Regions from separate parts of the Homo sapiens genome. Here region 1 is linked to region 2. Evidence: chromatin contacts called from ENCODE Hi-C or POLR2A ChIA-PET data. All regions are on one chromosome and are shown on one strand. The core of a region is the stretch at or near the end of the contact, and the rest is flanking DNA. Distances in the headings are between cores, read along the strand shown.

Region 1 (6,923 bases), core at 1,687-4,186, 1.0 Mb before region 2:
CTCTCTTAAGGATGCTCTTGAGAGTAAGCTAAGACTGCCAATATACTGCTCAAGTCTCATGAAATTTCAAAACTTTTATTTTAAAACCTCTTAACATTACTCATATACCCTTCAAAAGACACTAGATGGCATTAGAAACAAGTTCCTCTTACAAAAAGAAAAACTAAGAGTGAAAAGGACAGCAATTCTCAAGTGAATGCACTTTATCTAAACTCCTACAGTTCTTATCTAAGTTGAATACTTCACTGTCTAACATTATCTATCCTTTCACATGTAATTTTTTCATGTTCCCCTACATTCCTTTTATTTCTCTTTACTCTCTCCCATGGTGATTTAATCCACAGCTTCCAAGTCCACATCTATAGCCCTAAACTGCTGTACTTTACTCTGGACATCTAACTCTTGAAAGGATACCTAAAAAGTGATATCCACATGCAAAAAAATAAACTCTTGCCTCACACTGAATATAAAAACTGACTCAAAATGGGTCGATGAAGTAAATATAAGAAGTAAAACCATAAAATTCATAGAAGAAAACACAGAAGTAAATCATGACCTTGGAGCTGGCAATGGATTCTTAGATATGAAACCAAAAGCATAAGCAATAACAGAAAAACACAGATAAGTTAGACTTCATCAAGGGCATTTTTAAACTTCAAAGGACATTACCAACAAACTAAAAAGACAACACACAGAACAGGAAAAAAATTTGGAAATCATATAACTAAGGGTCTAATACCCAGAATATATAACAAACTTAAAACAACAAAAAAATTCAATTAAAAAAAATGGGCAAAGGACTTGTATAGACATTTTTCCAAAGAAGATATATAAATGGTCAAAAAACACATGAAAAGATGCTCAACATCATTAGTCATTACAGAACTACAAATCAAAACCACAATGAGGTACCACTTCATACTCACCAGGATAGTATAACTAAACAATAATTTTTTAAATGGAATATAACAAGTTGACAAAGATATAGAGAAACTGAAACCTTCAGTACATTGCTAGTGGAACTGTAAAATGGTAAGCTATTACAGAAAACAGTTTGGTTATTCCTCAAAAAGTTGAATTACCGTATTTCTTTGTGATTCCACCCCAGGTATATCCCCAAAAGAACTGAAGACAGGTACTCAAGTACATGTATACATATAGTTCATAGCAGCACTATTCACAGTATCCAAAAGGTGGAAACAGCCCAGTGTCCATCAATGGATAAAAAGTTGTGTTGGACACATACAACGAGATATTATTCAACCAAAAGAAGGAATAAAGTACCAATATATGCTAGAATGTGGATGAACATCCAAACATTATGCTAAATGAAATAAACCAGATACAGAAGGTCACATATGTATAATATTATTTATATAAAATATCCAGAATAGAGAAATCCATAGAGACAAAATGCAGATTGCATGGAAGGGGAGTGGGGAGAAAGGGCTTAATGGATAAGAGGTTTAAATCTAAAGTAACAGGCAGGTTTTGCAGCTAGATAGAGGTGGCAGTTGTATTGTGAAAAACAAATCTGCCAGTACTAAATGCCACTGAATTGTTCACTTTAAAATGGTTGATTTTGTTATGTAAATTTCATATCAATATTTTTAAAAGGATATGTACACCAGATTACCTGTCATCATCTGAGAATCAAACTCATTAATTTTCTCCCCCAAACCTGTTCCTTTTCCTGTATTCTCAATTTCAGATAAAAGTAACAGCCAGGTACAGTGGCTCATTCCTATAATCCCAGTACTTAGGGAGGCCAAAGCGGGTGGATCACTTGAGCCTGGGAGTTCGACACAGAAGAATACAACGATCACCTAGTGGCAATCAAGCAGACCATCCGAAGACAAAACTCCTTATCTGAAAAATTGAAAAGTAATTAGACTTCTCTATTATCTAAAGCCAGCATCTGGTACCAGGCTTCTTTCCCAAAAATTTATAAGTAACTAGAATTTCTATACATCTCCAGAATGCATGAATGTCAAAACTTATTTTGCAACCCTTGCTAACATCAAGGCACCCAAAGTCTACAAATGTAATAATTTACCATGACCTACATAACTAATATGGTCCAAATTACCCTAAGGTCCTGCTTTAAAGTCCATAAATACCCCTAAGGAAAATCCACCGCAACACACTCAGTCCTTTTTGCTGAATGAAGCACTGTACTGCACTCTGCTGCAGCATTCTATCTAATAAAACTTTCCTTTCTAAACCTATACTGCTGTCAGTAAATTCTTTTACCACCAGTGAGCCAACCACTCTCCACTGCCGGGTTCTGACACCTTGCCCAGCAGAGACTAGCCCGCACAACATGGCGAAATCCTGTCTCTACAAAAAAGTCAAAAAATTAGCCAGGCATGGTGGCATCCACCTGTGGTCCCAGCTACATATATAAGGAATACATGTATTTCTTACTGTATCACAGTAATTATATATATATACAGAAGAAATATATATATGTATATATTTCTTTATACGGTAAGAAATATACACAATATTTCTTACTGTATCACAGCTACTAATAACTATTTGAAGTACCGAGGCATAAAAAGAAAAAAATATATACATTTTGTTCATATTGTTAAATGACAAACCTGAGACAAGTTAAATTTAATGACTTAATTGAACAAAAAACAGATTTGCCAGGTGCGGTGGCTCACCCCTGTAATTCCAGCACTCTGGGAGGCAGAGGTGGAGACTGGAGGATTGGTTGAGCCCAGAAGTTTGAGACCAGCCTGGGCAGCACAGGGAGCCCCCACCCCCAACCCCCATTACAAATAATAAGGAAATGAAAACTGTGGTCCCAGCTTCCGGGAAAGGTGGGGAAGGGAGCAGCCTGAGGCAGAAGCATCACTCAAGCCCAAGAGGTCCAGACTGCAGTGAGCCATGTCACTGCACTCCACCCTGGGTGACTAAGCAAGTCCCTGTCTCAAAAAAATAGAGATTAATGAACCAGTTAGCATCCAGTACCAAATGCAGTTCAGAATGTTCCATCCCCCAATGCATGTAGGCTATATTTATAGCCAGAGAAACAGAAATGACATACAGAAGTAGCCTGATGGGCTGCAGTTCAGGTGTTTGCCTTATTTGAACATGCTTTGGCAATATTCAGCCTATATGACTGGCTGAAAACTTGGCTGCTATGCTTGACTGAGGCTCAGCTACTTGTTACAAGAGTATACTCTTAGGTTAGGTTGCAGGTAGTTTATATATTAAATTAGGTTATAGTTCACTATGTAGGGAGGTAGCTTTTGGCTGCCTCTAAATTTAACTATAAATCTGGCACTATGCTATTTTAAATGGATTGTCTCATTTCATCCTAAAAACTGCATGAGCGAAGTCTTAATATTATTTTGATTTTAAAGATGAGAAAACAGAGGCTTAAAGAGGTTCAGTGACTTGTAGAGGGTCATATGATTACTAAGTGGCAGGAGTAGGATGTGGAACACAGGTGTACAGCCTGAGTTTGTATTTACTTTTGTAAAGTAGAAGGCATTCACAATGATTTCATTCAAATATATTTTCTTGAGTAGAAATGAAAAAAGTATAAATTAACGGGTAAACCCACAGGAGTTGCATGCAAAGAACATTCATTATGACTTCTAGATTTCTACCTCCAAAGGTAGAAGGTAGTGATATGTATTAAAATCCAAACAGACAACAAAATCTGTTAATAACTCTTTAACACAAGTTTTACTCATCATTCCACCCCCTTGTAGATACACTTCAATTTGTCTTCATTCCATTAAAAATAAATACTGAAGAGCAAAAATTTTTCTTTCTGATAAAAGCCAATTTTTTTCCTTTTATAGGTTAAGCTTTTTTTACTCCAAGAAACCTTTGCCCCACCTAAAATCACAAAAATTTTCTCGTTTTCCTCTACACATTTTATGATTTAAGCTCTTACATTTGTTCAATTACCCACTTCAAGTTAATTTTTGTACAGCATGAGGTAAGTATAGAGGTTGATATTTTTGTGTGAATTGTTTCAACACCATTTGTTATGAAGACTACCTTTTCCCCCATTAAATTGCCTTGGCAAATTTGTCTATTTGGTTCCAGTGATCTATATATCTATCCTTATACCAATAATCACACTGACCCGATTACTGTTCCTTTATACAAAGTCATAAAATAAGTTTGATTCCTCTAACTTTGGTCTTCTTTTTAATATTGTTTTGGTTATTCTAGGTCCTTTACATTTCAATACACATTTGAAATCAGCTTGATATTTTCTGAAAAATACTACCTGGGTTTTGATCGGGACTGCATTAAATCTATAGCTTAATGGAGAAAATTTACATCTTCATGATATGAGTCTTCCTAGACTGGGCACCAGGTGGTTCATGCCTGTAAGCCAGCATTTCGGGAGGCCAGGGCAGGAGGATTGCTTGAGTACAGGAGTCCAAGACCAGCCTGGGCAACATGGCGAAACCCCATCTCTACAAAAAATACAAAAATCAGCCAGATGTTGCTGGGCGTGGTGGCTCACGCCTGTGATCTCAGCACTTTGGGAGGCTGAGGCGGGCAGATCACGAGGTCAGGAGTTTGAGACCAGCCTGGCCAACATGGTGAAACCCCATCCCTACTAAAAATACCAAAAACTAGCCAGGCATGGTGGCAGGCACCTGTAATCCCAGCTACTGGGGAGGCTGAGGCAGCAGAATCACTTGAACCCGGGAGGCGGAGGTCGCAGTGAGCTGAGACCATGCCATTGCACTCTAGCCTGGCAAACAGAGCGAGACTCCGTCTCAAAAAAAAAAAAAAAAATTTGTGATGGTGCCTGTAGTCCCAGCCACTTGGGAGGCTGACATGGGAGGATCACTGGAGCCCAGGAGGCGGAGGTCGCAGTGAGCCAAGATCACACCCCTATACTCCAGCCTGGATGACAGAGTGAGACCCTGTCTCAAAGGAAAAAAAAAAGAAAAGATATGAGTCTTCCAATACACAAAAATGTTGTATCTCTCCATTCATTTAGGTCTTCTTTAATTTGTCTCAGTAATGTTTTGTAGTTTTCAATGTACTGGTCTTCCAAAATGGTTTCTGGAATTTATCTTCAAGTAGTTCATATTTTAAACTATTGCAAACAGTCCTGATTTTTAAGTTTTGATTTCTAATTACTCATTGTTAGTATAGAGGGATACAACTGATTTCCACATTTTTCGTATATAAATATTTGTGTAAAACTGATAAGAAAATGAAAATGTAAGTCACAGACAGGGAGAATATGTTTAGAAGGCATATATTTGATATATAACTTGTATTCAGAATATACGAAGATTCCTGAAACTCAATAAGACAAAAAAAATTTTTTTTTAAATAGACAAAAGTTTTGAACAGACATTTGATCATAGAATGTATATATATAAAAATAGCTGACTGGGCGCATTGGCTGACACCTGTAATCCCAGCACTTTGGAAAGCCTAGGCGGGTGGATCACCTGAGGTCAGGAGTTCAAGAAGAGCCTGGCCAACATGGCAAAACCCCGTCTCTATTAAAAATACAGAGAAAATTAGCCAGGCATGGTGGTGCATGCCTGTAATCCCAGCTACTCAGGAGGGTAAGGCAAAAGAAGTGCTTGAACCCAGGAGGCGGAGGTTGCAGTGAGCCAAGATCATGCCACTGCGCTCCAGCGTGGGCAACAGACCGAGACTCCATCTCAAAAAAAAAAAAAAAAAAAAAAGAATATATATAATTGGCAAATAAGCACATAAAAATATGTTCAATCTCATTAGTCATTAGAGAAATGCAAATTAAAATTAAAACCACAATGAGAAACTCCCACACATCCACTAGTATGGCTAAAATTTAAAAAATGATAGCCGGGTGCGGTGGCTCACACCTGTAATCCCAGCACTTTGGGAGGCTGAGGCGGGTGGATCCCCTGAGGTCAGGAGTTCGAGACAAGCTTGACCAACACGGCGAAACCCCACCTCTACTAAAAATACGAAAATCAGCTGGGCGTGGTGGCGTGCGCCTGTAATTTCAGCTACTTGAGAGGCTGAGGGAGGAGAATGGCTTGAACCCGGGAGGTGGAAGTTGCAATGAGCCGAGATTGTGCCACGGCACTTTAGCCTGGGCAACAAGAGTGAAACTCCATCTCAAAAAAAAATATATGATAATACCTAGTACTGATAAGATGTGGAGCAACTGCTGGTGGAAATGCAAAAATGGTATAGCCACTTTAGAAAACAGGTTGGCAGTTTCTTATAAAGATAAATTTACACTGGTAAATATACATTCCACCAGTTTCATTCCTAGGTATTTACCCGAGAGAAATAAAGCATATTCCACACCAAAACAAAAACAAAAAAACTTATATGAACTTTCACAGCAGCTCTCTCTCTAACAGGCAAAAACTGGAAACAACCCATATGGTCATTAACTAGGGAATGGAAAAGTCTATATACCCATGCCAATGGAACACTTTTCAGCAATAAAGAGGAACAAACTATTGATACTCAAAACAACATGGATGAATCTCAGGAGGATTATGCTAAGTGAAAAAAGACACAAAAGACTATATACTGTATGATTCCATTCCTATGAAATTCTGGAAAAGGCAAAACCACAGTGACAAAAAGCACATCAGTAGTTGCCAAAGGCTGGGCCTGGGGAGAGAGAACAGACAGCAAAGGGACACAAGCGAACTTGGGGTGGCAGATATATTCTATACCAGGTCCATGGCCTGTTAGGGACCAGGCCACATGGCAGGAGATGAGCTGTATGAGGGTGAGCATTATATATTCTATACCAGGTCCATGGCCTGTTAGGGACCAGGCCACATGGCAGGAGATGAGCTGTATGAGGGTGAGCATTACCGCCTGAACTCCGTCTCCTGTCAGATCAGCAGCACAGCATTAGATTCTCGTAGGGGCATGAACCCTATTGTGAACTGCGCATACGAGGG
Region 2 (6,878 bases), core at 1-2,500:
AAGCTGAGGCTGGAGTGGCCTATGGTCCTGGGAAGAAGCTGGCTGGCTGGCGGCGGCGGCGGCGGCGAAAGAGGCCCTGGCTGGGAGTCTGCCCAGGCAGCCGACGGGGTGGGAAGCCTGTGGGTTTCCATGGAAACTGGAGCTGGCCTGAGAAGAGACTCCACCCATCTCCCGGGCAGGCCCAGGGAAAACTTCAGCCCTTAGAGGGGCATTAAGCGCCATACGAGGGTCTTAGCCCCCGAAGCTGAGCCTGCCCTAGGTTCAGAGTTCAAACTCCTTGCCCTCCTAACCCTTCCCTCCTCCACAGGCACACAGGGTCAGGATCCGGTTAGCCAGGCCGGGGAAACCCCCACTCAACAGGGAAAATCCTCGCCCCCATAGATGGGTCAGGGCCCCGACCTGGCTTGTTTGGGAGGGGACAGTCCCATCCCTGCCAGAGGAGGAGTCACATGAGTTGTCAGCCCTGGCAGAGGTGTCACAGCCTCTGCCATCTCTGAAATGTAACTTTGGGGAAACCTAGGTACTAGAGGTGTAGCCAGCTAGGGACAAGCCCCAGGACACTTGGGTCAGCAAAGGTCACGAGGCTGGACTCGGGGTTCACTGCCGAGTCACTGCCACTTTATAAGGCCTGGTGCCTACCAGCTGAGCCAGTGGGCCTCCCCTCCCCCGCACATAGCCCTGAACTGAGGAAGTCATCCAAGCCCCACCCTAACTCTGCGCCGGGAGCGGAAATGTTTGTCCTTGTCGAGGCCGATGGGGAGACAACAGAGCCATGACGTGTTCCTTCCTGTGGGCCCAGACTCTGGATTCCTGAGCCACCACCCCCGCAGCCTCAAGATCTCCCCCTAACCTAGGCCTCTGTGACTTGTTCACGAATGGCCAGTCATCTGGCCATTCCACAAGGGGAGAAAATGGGCCCTGGCTCAAGAGTCCTGGGGTAGGACAAAGCCTTTCTGACCACAGCCTTGCTCTACATCTGCCCCTCTGTTGCCTGCGCTTAGGAAGTTTGCCTCTAAGCTGCAAGACCCTGTCGGCCGCTCTCCCTGATGACTCAGGGGCACCCCATGCTCAGCACATGCTCACAGCAACAATGCTCTCAGGTTAAGCCAGAGCCAGACTGGAGGGAGGGATCCTGGGAGGGAGGAGTGTTTGCTCTAGCAACCCATGGCAACTCCACAACACAGGTCTTTCCCCTCCCACTTGCCCTTCAGGCCAGCGGGGCCAGGGCTGTGCAGCCAGGACAGAACTCAGAAGCCAAAGCCTGCGGGTGACTCAGGTGCCTGAGGGAGTTTCGGGAGCAGAGGGCAGCCATCTCAGAACTGATTCTGGAGGAAGTGGGATCAGAGGCCAAAGGCAGAAGGTGGAAGGGGGCTTCATGAGTCATCTGCCCTCAGCCTGGGCCAGGTGTAGGGGAGATCTTTGTGCCAGCCACCCTAGAGTAGATCTGGGTGGAAGATGACTGGATTCAACACCCCCAGGGCTGGAAGGATCTGTGGGGTTGAAGGAGCTGAGTCTGTCAGTCCTTCCTGGTTAGGGGTTGGAGGCTCTGCCTCCACAGTCCAGGCTGAGGCAGAGGCCTGCCTCTCCTTCCAGAGAAGTCGGGTGGAAGGGAGAAATGGCAGTCTCTAAGACTCCGAGCGTACCTGGCTAACTTCCATAGTGCCCAGAGAAGGAGCTCAGTCGGCAAGGACTAGCCGAGGATCCCAGTCCTAGCAGCCTCCTGTCCCCTGCTCATGTGTCTAACAGCCTTTAACCTTCTCAGCACCTAGGAACCCAGGCAGCCTGGGACTATCTGATCCACTTGTTCTAAAACACAGGTAAGAAGGGGGTAGAAGGTAAAAACCCTTGACATCACTGAGCAAGAGGCTGGGGTGGGTAGACAGATGCCTGGTGAAGGCCACCCTGAGTGTGGTTCCTCCAGCCAGCAGGTCCATGGCCAGCAGGCCTCTGCCCCCGGGACGCCAGGAGGAGGAGAATGCCAAAGACTCCGGGCGGAAACCCTCACCGGTGCGGCCCCGAGGCTGCCTGCCCAGCATTGATGAGGCCCGACCGGCAGGTCCAGGTCCAGCCCCGGCCTCGCGCCGGGGCTCCATGCTGGGCCTGGCCGCGTCCTTCTCCCGCCGCAACTCGCTGGTCGGGCCAGGCGCGGGTCCTGGGGGTCAGCGGCCATCCCTGGGCCCGGTGCCCCCTCTGGGCTCAAGGGTCAGCTTCTCAGGGTTGCCCCTGGCGCCCGCCCGTTGGGTGGCGCCCTCCTACCGCACGGAGCCAGTGCCCGGGGAGCGCTGGGAGGCTGCGCGTGCACAGCGTGCCCTGGAGGCGGCGCTGGCCGCAGGGCTGCACGACGCGTGCTACTCCAGCGACGAGGCCGCGCGGCTGGTGCGGGAGCTCTGCGAGCAGGTGCACGTTCGCCTGCGCGAGCTCAGCCCGCCACGCTACAAGCTGGTATGCAGTGTGGTGCTGGGGCCGCGCGCGGGCCAGGGCGTTCACGTGGTCAGCCGTGCGCTCTGGGACGTGGCGCGCGATGGGCTGGCCTCGGTCTCCTACACCAACACCTCGCTCTTCGCGGTGGCCACGGTCCACGGGCTCTACTGCGAGTGAGGGGGAGTCCAATTCTGCAAAATTGTTTATTATCCTAGGAGGAGGCCCCCCTGGGGCTCACATCCCAATAAATAAGTGTCTGACAATAAATAAAAGTGGTCCATAAATAACGCCCCCTAGCTGGGAGCTAAGGCTCAGGCTTATCTTGGAGATGGGGTAGGAGCCAGCGAAGACAAGCCGCCCCCAACTCCAGTAAAGCTGGTCCCTGATTCCCTGGGGGATTCGGCCCAAAGCCCCCAGTGAGGCACCAAAGGAAGGGGGAAGGCCACAAAGGCAAGGGCCAGAGCCTGACAGGCACAGGCCTCAGGCCTCAGGGCTTGGGTCCTAGGCTGGGCTGCGGTCCCGGAGCAGGCGCAGAGCATAGCGGAGTCGCTGCCGCAGGTCTGGAGAGCAGCCCAGCTGCCGAAGGTGGGAAGCGAGGTAAGTACAAGCACTACGATTTCGGGCCACAAAAGTCACAAGGAGGGGCTCCCAGCCACTGAGAATCAGCTTGGTGTGGTCCCCGTAGAAGTTCACCTGCACACAGAGCATGACAGTGGTCAGGACCTAGGCTCCGGGCCCAGCTTCCTCCCCAGCACCCTGGGCCTCCCAGACCTTCCCGCAACTCCTGGATAGGCTCTTACCTGGACAGTGCCATCACTAAACAGCATGAGGAGAGCCTGATCCGTCTTGACCCACTGCAGCAGCAAGGGCGGAGCAGGTACCTCTACCTCTTCCACACTGGGCAGATCTCCACCCTGGGAGCAGGATCAGGGCAGGTCACTGATCCAGCGTGAGACAGCCCCCTCCCCATTAGTGTATGCCTTATCCTCTAGCTTTCAGCAACCCCAACCACCACCAAGGGGGAATCAGAGGGATCAGGATGGGTTAGTTTTCTTTTCTTTATTTTTTTTTTTTGAGATGGAGTCTCGCTCTGTTGCCCAGGCTGGAGTGCAATGGTGCGCCATCTCTGCTCACTGCAAGCTCCGCCTCCTGGGTTCGCCCATTCTCCTGCCTCAGCCTCCCGAGTAGCTGGGACTACAGGCGCCCGCCACCACGCCCGGCTAATTTGTTGTATTTTTAGTAGAGACGGGGTTTCACCTTGTTAGCCAGGATGGTCTCGATCTCCTGACCTCATAATCCACCCGCCTCGGCCTCCCAAAGTGCTGGGATTACAGGCGTGAGCCACCGCACCCGGCCAGGATGGGTTAGGTTTCAATGTACCACAGCCCCAGCCCTCACACCTTCATGAGGTGCTGCTCCATGTAGGAGGCGAAGTACCGCAGGATACCCAGCTGAGGCTGCAGGGCCCGGGGCACAGCACCCACGGAGAAGGAGAAGTGCTTTGTGCTGGTGGGATTGTAGTGCACAGTCCTAGAATGGGGAGGCAGAGGTCAGAGGGAGCCCTGCACCAATGCCCCTCCTCTGAGAAACCCAGACCCCTGAGCCCAGGAGCACTCACGAGGGTGCGGCCCTGCTGGATTAGTGGCCTGAATACAAGGCACCCCATAACAGCACTTACTTTCTGTTGGCCGACAGGGCCATATGTGTGCCATCGTTGAAGAGCACAGCCACACGGCGGCTGGACAGTTGATACCCAAAGCCGAACTTATTGGAGTAGTCAACCCACTTGCTGACCCACACCAGAGGCTCTGGCTGGGCCAGGGGGGCCGGGTTCTGTTCCGCTGTCATGGGAGAGGAGGGAGTCAGCACCTGCTCCTGGCCTCCCAGCCACAGAACTCCCACCACAGCAGCATGTACCAGACCCCACCCTTACCTGGGGGCATGAAGGCTATACAATTTCTCAGAGCACAAAGGGCTGACTCCACTACTGTGGCCACAGTCAGACCTTCTTCAAATCCTGAAGGAGACAGGGCACTGAGATTTAGGAATTAGCACCCCAGGACCCAGGCCAGGCCCCTCTGCCCACTCCTTCCCTCTCGCCCCTGATCTCAGCTCCAGCAACCTCTATCACCTCTCATCCTCCCTGGCTCCTCACCATCTCCACTGCTTGCCAGTGTCCCACGGGGTGAGCTGTCTTCAGGTGCTGTCTCTACCAGGCTGACAGGGGCTGGGCCAGAAGCTGCTGGAGCCTGGAGGGTTGGGCAGGGAAAGGGAGTGACACAGGCCCCAAAATCCAAACCCTTGAGTCCATGGCCTGGCCCTGCCCTGGCTCCCAGGGCACCCCAGGTCAGCCCCGCCAGGCTGGTGACACACAGCCAATTAGGCCACCACGAGGCTGGATGCTTCAGCAGCCTCTTTTATCCCCGGCTTCCCTCAGCTGCTAGGGTGGGGGTGAGTCAGGGGAACAGTGTCCACCTGAGCGCCTCACCTCTGGCCTGGCATCCTGATGGCCAACGGATGTGCGCATGAGGCCGCTCACCAAACCGGAGACCTCATCCCTCTCCTGGGCATGATTCTTACCTGGGGGTGAAAGGTGATACCGTCCTCAGTATCCTGCCCAGCCCCTCCACTTCCGACAGGGATGACACAGAGATTGGCCTCCCCAAGTGCCTGTACTGCACATGCTCTCCCCAGGAGTTTCCAGGCACCCACACTCACACACCCAAGACAAATGTGACAAGCCGCTCTACTGCTCTGCCCCCTCAACCCACTGACACCCCAGACTCACTCTTCTTCTTTCTGCCAAAGAGGCTCTTGGTAACTTTGGCAAACAGACTCCTAGCTGGGTTGGGGGGTGTCAGGTCTGGGACTGTCACGCAGCTGCTGATAGGGAGTCGATCGGGGGTGTAGCCCTAGGGAGGGGAACCATGTGAACAGAGAAGAGAGGCTCCAGGGGTCCTGTCACCTGCCCCCTTTCAATCCCTGGGAATACACAGATGGACTTAGAGGTCTGGGGAGCCACAGACCTTGGTAAAGAAGTCATGGCGCAGGATCTGGTCAATAGAGGGGCGGTCTCGGGGTGAGGCCCGAAGGATGGCGGCCAGGAGCTGCCGGGCAGGCAGTGAGAGGCTGGCAGGCAGCGTGTAGTGAACCTGCTTGATGCAGCGGTACGTCTCCTTCAGGTCAGCCGTCTCAAAGGGAGGGCTCCCGCAGAGCAGCGTGTACCTATAGGGCAGGGCCAAGGGGTCAGGAGTAAAGTGGAGGAGATGCTCCACCCACACACCCACCACCTGTCTGCTGCTGAACCTGGACCCTGCAACTCACATGACACAGCCCAGTGACCATACATCCGCCTCAGGGCCGTGGCCCTGTCTCAGCAGCACTTCTGGAGCCACATAGTTGGGGGTGCCACAGATGGTCCTGAAAGAGGGTGGGGAGGAGGAGAGAAGGCTGAGACCCAGCCCAGCAGCCCCCCGACTCCTTCCCCCACTGTTAGTCCAGACAAAGCAGCTGCCTGTCACCAAAGGCCAGAGAACTCCTGCTTGTCCTGGGACAATGGATGCCAGGGATGGCAGCTGAGTCCCCGCCCACCCGCCTGGCCCAGCTGCTCAGCTGCTCTTCATGACAGGGGGAGGGCCTGACCCCCAGCCCAGTCCTCTCCTCTAGGGTCAACACAGAGAGTCCACAGCTGATCCCTTCCCCCTTCCTGCACTCCTGTCTGTCAGACAGGCATCAGGCTGTCACCTCCCACGGTTTGTGCCACACACACACCAACACCAGCTGTCACAACCCCCATAAACACTCATCTGCCACATACGCTATCTGTGTCACACACACAAAGTATGATGGCCACAGCAGGGTCTTCTTACACCCACAATGTCATATCCCACCATTTCCACACTCTCAGTCTGTCTCTCACACACACATACACGCTGCCTGTCACCTTCCCCCATCCACACAAAGGGTAAGTCATGTGCCTCCAAGAATCTGTATACCCCCATCTGTCTCAGGGACTCAGAGTCACCTACCCTATCTGTGTCATACACCTATAGGATCCTCCCCCTCTCCACCGGTCTCGGTAACACAGGCTGCCACCTCCACCTTCACACATGCATGAACAGCCCATCATCCCTTCCCATTTATCTCATGCACACATCAGGCAGTCACCTTGCCTCCCACATACATATGCACTGTCTATCACGCATGTCATCTGTATCACACACAGGGCCCCTTTCCTCAAAACTCACTTCTTCCTCTGCTCCGGAGGCTCCAACCGGGCTGCCAGCCCAAAATCCCCCACCTTCAGTTCCATGTTCTCAGTGATGAAAAAATTTCCTAGATGGGGCAAGAGAGGTGTGTCAGATTCTTTCCTTCCTCCCTCCCTCCCTCCCTCCCCAACCTCCCATCCTCCAGGCTCAGGAGTCTCACCCAACTTGAGGTCCCGGTGCAAGATGCCG

What was found. Hi-C counts contacts between places; a loop is a spot of excess contacts on that map. ChIA-PET counts read pairs that join two places held with the same protein, here RNA polymerase II (POLR2A).
Region 1: a map with no recorded cell type shows a loop between it and region 2 (6-fold over the local background). The contact joins the enhancer-like site here to the promoter of DYNLT4 in region 2. A Hi-C loop is called at or near these places in 1 of 37 single-sample maps with no recorded cell type. POLR2A ChIA-PET finds 5 or more read pairs at or near these places in 1 of 52 experiments (OCI-LY7).

What each region holds. Positions count from the first base shown.
Region 1 is chr1:45,836,989-45,843,911 of GRCh38, reverse strand. All of the region lies in intron 3 of MAST2 (microtubule associated serine/threonine kinase 2), which reads right to left. Among named protein-coding and RNA genes, the nearest start is that of MAST2, 37 kb to the right of the region's middle. RefSeq lists an enhancer at 4,584-5,085. Within about 2 kb of position 2,936, at least 3 of the 41 ENCODE cell types and tissues checked have a DNase peak (open chromatin) inside an H3K27ac peak, as active enhancers do; they include OCI-LY7, where a contact is called at or near this core.
Region 2 is chr1:44,801,723-44,808,600 of GRCh38, reverse strand. It overlaps DYNLT4 (dynein light chain Tctex-type 4), which reads left to right and starts at 1,250. Exons shown (of 3, transcript NM_001377534.1): 1 at 1,250-1,276; 2 at 1,763-1,817; 3 at 1,922-2,708. The coding sequence starts at 1,933. The coding sequence ends at 2,598. BTBD19 (BTB domain containing 19) reads right to left here and starts at 78. Exons shown (of 8, transcript NM_001136537.3): 1 at 1-78. It overlaps PLK3 (polo like kinase 3), which reads right to left. Exons shown (of 15, transcript NM_004073.4): 4 at 6,850-6,878; 5 at 6,669-6,756; 6 at 5,746-5,841; 7 at 5,448-5,646; 8 at 5,210-5,333; 9 at 4,910-5,001; 10 at 4,577-4,670; 11 at 4,355-4,438; 12 at 4,100-4,262; 13 at 3,822-3,951; 14 at 3,222-3,335; 15 at 2,611-3,114. The coding sequence ends at 2,923. RefSeq lists enhancers at 1-183, 1-229, 564-813, 288-1,487, 1,081-1,930 and 1 more.